2 separate regions of the Homo sapiens genome follow, and region 1 is linked to region 2. A link is an interaction called in ENCODE POLR2A ChIA-PET data of the cell type or tissue named here. Cell type or tissue: CD4-positive, alpha-beta T cell. All regions are shown on one strand. Links, peaks and the distances in the headings refer to the core of each region. The heading gives the core; the rest is flanking DNA. Region 1 has its middle 26 kb from the start of NEDD9. Region 2 has its middle 150 kb from the start of NEDD9.

The links. Peaks named below come from ENCODE experiments on the same cell type or tissue, not always from the same donor. Only the 100,000 strongest peaks of a DNase experiment are listed, where the experiment ranks them.
Region 1: POLR2A ChIA-PET joins it to region 2 with 11 read pairs; 7 of 35 experiments call an interaction of 5 or more read pairs at or near these places.

What each region holds. Positions count from the first base shown.
Region 1 is chr6:11,256,968-11,259,884 of GRCh38, reverse strand. It overlaps a transcript of NEDD9 not described here. Among named protein-coding and RNA genes, the nearest start is that of NEDD9, 26 kb to the right of the region's middle. RefSeq lists an enhancer at 1,094-1,273. In CD4-positive, alpha-beta T cell, for the core only: no CTCF peak of the experiment used is centred there; DNase peaks (open chromatin) are centred at 1,484 and 2,104; H3K27ac peaks cover 2,218 bases.
Region 2 is chr6:11,380,800-11,383,716 of GRCh38, reverse strand. It overlaps a transcript of NEDD9 not described here. Among named protein-coding and RNA genes, the nearest start is that of NEDD9, 150 kb to the right of the region's middle. RefSeq lists an enhancer at 1,498-1,697. In CD4-positive, alpha-beta T cell, for the core only: no CTCF peak of the experiment used is centred there; a DNase peak (open chromatin) is centred at 1,386; H3K4me3 peaks cover 1,794 bases; H3K27ac peaks cover 2,258 bases.

The DNA.
Region 1 (2,917 bases), core at 201-2,700, 120 kb after region 2:
ATCTAATCTGATCTCTCAAAAGGTTTGACAGTATTGGCATCATTCTCAATATCCTCATCCTACACGTTAAAATTGCTAATTAATATTAGTATTTGGTTGCTTTATCTTAAAACAATACCTACCTCTGTTAATAGGAAAATTAGAAATTATATCTATTGTTCCTAAAGATACAATTTGTTTCTCTAACTCCAAGGGAAGTGAATGAATATGTTTCAGACTATACTTGTCTGTGTATTATTTGTTTTTGTAAGGTGGTTTTTTCTTTTGCTTCAAATTGAGAGCATACAAACAAAATTCCACTGTATAAGCAGTCAATTTTGGTAATAATAACACATGCCTAGAGCACTCAGATTAAATTATTACACATACTAATAAAATTATTCACAGTAGTACTCCTTGGTAATGTTGGTATTAGGGAACAGGATAGAACCCATCTTCAAAGTCAACCCTATTACTTCAAGCCTTTGCAGGGTCCTGCTGTTTCCAAGGATACAATCCAATGCTTAATTTACAGGAATCCGAAATCATTTGCTGTGTTAAAAACTTGAGATTAGCCCTTGCTGCCCCCTTCCAGGTTGGCCTTTGGAAGCGAAAGGTCTTTAAGCTTAAGTAAACTGGAGAATATTTCTGAGTAAGCAGGCTCCAGGTGGAGGGTACACTCCAAGATACCTTCACTTGCCAAAACAACACTCCCTGCAAGGTTATCAGCGAAAAGGCAGTAGAAAGAGCCCTCCTGCTGCCAGAAGGTCTTGTTTTGCAAGGCTTCTCAGCCTGCCTGCAGCCATTGGGTGAGGAGAGGAAAGGACACCTCACCTGGCAGAGCAGCACAAAGGTCAGGCATGTTTCCCTCCTGACCTGGAAGCTGGGTCCTGCTCCTTCACATGAACTGTCCAGGGCTTGGTCATATACCCAGGTCCCCCTCAGTCCTGCCCAGAGTGACTCCACTGGTCTCCCCAGAAAACACCAACAGCAGAGAGAAATGAAGTGTGTCTGTTTTCTGGTTTCATATTGCAGCTCCTCTTGCTCTTCTTAGGACAGAAATAACATCTGCAATGCCAGAGACCTGTGAAGTAATAAACAACCTTTCCCCCAGCTCTTGACAAGCATTACCTTGCTTTGAGGTGCAATCAGTTCTGACAAGTTTATGGCTTTGTGTCCTTCAACCCAATGGACATTACCCTCTGGGGGAGTTTAATGACCCCTCTCAGCTTCACACTCACTTGAAGGAAAGAGCTAGAAGTCAGTAATGATGTGTTATGACTTGCATGGCTTCAGGTAGTTCAGAACCTGCAACCTGTAGTTCAGATTACAGGAGAAGAACTCAGACGATAAATTGGCTTCCAAAGAAGGCCAAATAGAAAAAAAAAAGGCTTCTTCAGACCAATAGCTGAGTGACCTGAAATTTAAATGCAAAAAATGCATTAAAACCCACAAAACCACTTCCTTTAAAATTCTTGATACCAAACATGTTACAGCATTAAGTGAACCTTAATCTAAGCAAAATTCAGAGAAGAGCATTCACACCTTTGATAGAAGAGCCAGCCAGCCAGGGTGCTGGGGCTCAGCTCTTGAGAAAAATGTTGATGTAAAAGCCTTGGTGGCCTGGTTCAGCCCCTGAGCCTCCCTGGTAAGCACATGGCAGGCTCAGAACATCCATAACTGAATGCTCTGAGCCCTGTAAAAATGCAGTTACAATGGGAAATCAACTCTTAAGTATGCTATGGGATGCTGTGATAAAATTTGAGTTTCTCTACCTTCTGTTTGCACTTTGGTTCATTTAGAAAAGAGTCCATAATTGTGTGCTTCAAGAGTGCAATTCCATGGCTGTAACAGAATAGAGTCCTCTTTCTTCTGGCCTTTGCCTCTTTGGGGATATTCCAACTCTGTGGAAGGTGATCATTTGCGATTATGATCAGTTATTTATATTTGACTGTAAATGAAAACTTCAGAGTCAGTTTCAAAAAACAAGAGATGGACATAAGGACATGTGCTTATGAGTAGGGGACAAATAACTAGAGACAAGAAATAAAAAGAGACAAGATATGAGACAAGATAACCTTTGATGCCGTACTGCACACACACACACACACACACACACACACACACACAGAATCTACATTGTTTCTGTCACTCTGCGGGGCTGCTGGAAGGCAGAAATGAGAAGCCTCGGCCCTCATCTTGTTTAGAGTTTTGCCTGGGCCAGGCTCTTCTGCTGCATTGGAATTCAACTTTGCAAATCTCAGTGTTTCCAGGTTGACCTCGGGAGAAAGGGGACCCCAGAAAAAATTAGAACAAAAAGGAACAAGTAAGGAGCAGTGTCTAGAATGGGAACACTGACAAAAAGAAGCAAAGTCAGAACACATGGTCTATTTGGGGGGCTGTTAGACAGACCTGGACTAGGCTAATTCCAGGGTTGCCTCCATGTACTCACGGGCCCTCAGAAGGCACTCTTCCCTCTCTTCCCTCTCCAGATCCTTGTCTTCCCATTAGATCAATGAGGATGGAGGACTACACCAGGGACACCCAACTAGGGGCAATTTTGCCTCCCAGGGGTTATTTGCCAATGTGTAGAGATATTTTTGGCTGTCAAAACTGAAGGTGGTGGGTGCTACTGGCATCTAATGTGTGCAGGCCACGGCTGTTGTGAAACATCCTGAAATGCACAGGATACTCTCCAACAGCAAAGAATTATCCAGCCCAGAATGTCAATCATGCCAAAGTTGAGGAACCCTGGCTCCACCATTTGAAGGATCTGATGCAGGTGATCGATGGTCCCCCAGAAGAGTATTGGTCTGGGACCAAGAGTCCAATGGCCATACTTTACATTTTTCCAGGGCCTGAGTGCCAAAGTGACCTACAATCCTTATAAATGTTACCCTGTTTTCTGGCATTCATGAGCATTGGAGGTTGAAAAATG
Region 2 (2,917 bases), core at 93-2,592:
GAATGGTTTTGTAAGGAGAAAGAAAGAGAGGAAAGAAGAATAAAAGCATACCTTGCTGAATATTGTTAATTGCACTTAACAGGTACAATATATGTATACAATATATACAATATATGATGATTAATATCGATGTTCTTGTCATTGATTTCTTCATAAGACCCAGTGTACATGGCACTGAGCTGAGTGTTTATTGCTTTAAGTGTGGCACCTTTGTATGAGCAGAATATTCTTTAGCAAGATTTGAACCAGCTCAAACATTTAAAAATAAATGAATTTCAGAGAAGTCTTACAGAAAATTAAAACAAAACAAAACAAAACAAACAACAACAACAACAACAAAAGAGATGCCACAAGAGTGCAACATACATGAGCTGAGTCTGATGGGTGGGACCAAGGGCAGCCCTTTCTTTGTCTTCATGATGGAGCAGGAAGGAGTTGAAGCAGAAACATCAAGCACCACAGGATCATTTGGGGAACATCCATTATCAAACCACCTCTCTCTCTTTCCTCTCAACCCTCTATGTCCCCAAGTCGTTTGCTAGGCATGAGCAAGGAGTGGAAAATGAGGAAGGGTAGGAAAATAGCAAAGATCTCAGCTGATAATAATACAAAGTTGCCACGAATGATCACGGCAAACACTTATATTGCGCTTACTCTATTTGTGCCAGGCATTCTTGGAGTGCTTTACATGTACTAATTCACTTAATTCTCACAACAATCCTGTGACTGTTCCCATTTTACAGATGAGGAGGCCGTGGCACAGAAAGGCCAGAAGTGTTTAAAGAGCAGAGCCATAATTCAAACCCAGGAGGCTTGTCTCAGAGCCACTTGTCTGCTACTTGAAAGCACAGAATGAAGAAGACAAAGGGTTTGGGCTTTCGAATTCCCTTCTACATACACAGATCTAGGCTTCCATACCACATTGTAAGTAGGAAACTCTCTGAGCACCTAGCCTCTAGCATGGTGTCTATTCCAGTGTACAAGCTCAATAAGTACTTGTCATAGGAAAGAATGTTTCATGTCAATTAATAGTGGAACCCTTTGCAACATACTGAGTCCATAAAACCATAAAATCCCAATTCAGTTGGCTTGGAAATAGCCTAACTTTTGCTTCAGTGCGGCCTAGGAGGGAGCTTATGCCACTTAGAAGAATACATTTTGACAAATTTCCTTGCAATACGAATTTAAAGATCACCTACCTTTCTAAAAATAGCAAAGAGGCCAGATGAGAACAAGCTTTCTTACCTGTCCCTAAACTACAAAGTGTCCTCAGCGAATCAGAAAGTATGACAGAGAAAAAAAAGAAGAAGCACAGAGAGGAAATGAACCAAGACAACATCACCTCACAGCAACCGGAAGGAAAAACACACACATACATATGCCACTCACATCCGACGTGTGTGGTTGCTCAGTAGGGAAATGCTTACAGCTGCCTCTAGAAGCAAGTCCGCTCGCTGCATGGAGAGGGAAACATGAGCATGCAGCAGGACTAGCTGTCACCTCCCGCCCGCCTGCCCAGAGAGGGCCAGAGCGTCGGGGAGGCAAGATGATCCACCAGCGGTTCCATCCTACACTTGGGTGAGTTCTCAGCCACTTGCTGTGGCCTGTGGGAGAGGAGGGACTCATTCAGGCTCCTACTTCCTGAGTTGGTGCCAGACATCTGGTGGTGTTTCCCCACTGTGAACACTCCTCAACTGGGGCAGGGAGGACCTCCACATGCCCCAGAAGAGGAATGAGTGACTCCCGGTCTCCAAGTTGACCTGGAGGTGCTGGTTTTAGTGCAACATTCAAACCAGCATGATTTCTACTTATGAAATTGTTCTGGGTAGATGCTTCCTGGTGTGTAAGTACATGGCCCCTCCCCTCTTCCTACTGTCGTCAGAGAGCTTACCTGACAGCAACTAAGCTTTTATTTTTCCTGAATTATTTCAGTACTTCAAAGTGTGGGCCGTCACTTATTCTTTATGGTGGATTAGAATCATTTACGTCCTTTTCAGCCTCTTTGGACATGAGTCCTGACTGGCGAGAAATGGTGACTGAGGATTGGATTCTGTGCGTGTCCTATCCCTGTAGTCATTAGGATCATCTCCAAGGGGCTGAGGACAAGTGACAGCACACTGTGTTCTCCCTGTCCATAGTGAGCCGCCCAAGAGCTCCACCCTTACTTTTCTCTATGTTTATTCTTTCACTTAGCCCATTCATTCATTTCTTCCTTCATTCATTCATTCAATTGCCTTTCTTCCACCAAGGACTTGAGGCAAATTTTTTATCTTGCTGAAATTTTTTCAAAATGAAGACCATCTGTAATCATAAAGGGGACAATCGTTCTGAAAGGGTTATACATAATTCTAAGCTATGCAGAGATCGGCCACCAATCTTTTCCCTTTGCTTGTGTTGAGAAGTGAGAGTAGGCGCTCTAGTCATTTAAACTCCTGCATGGGGAGTCCCTCCTTCCCCTGCCCAGAAGCTGGTTTCCCACCCAGCATGGGGTGTGAAGAGCAATTGTCCATGACAGAATACTGGGAATCTGCCAAATAGTTTTCTTCTTTGTTTCTGTTTTCTTCCAAGCTTGGTTACTTTCGAGGACATTCCTGGTTCTAAGAATGCGGAAAGTGGAGTTGGTGGAAAAGAAAGGATGTGAAATCAGTGTTTAGCTAGCGCTCCACCATTTCTTGTTAATCGGTTAGTTTATTTAACAGCTATTTAGTGGCTGTCACTTTGTACGTCACCACTTAAACAAGATAGCTGGGCACGGTGGTGTATGCCTATAGTCCCGGCTATGCAGGAGGCTAAGGCGGGAGGATTGCTGGAGCCCAGGAGGTCGAGGCTGCAGTGAGCTATGATTGCACCACTGCACTGCAGCTTGGGTGACAGAGTGAGATCCTGTCTCAAGAAGAAGAAGAAGAAGAAGAAGAAG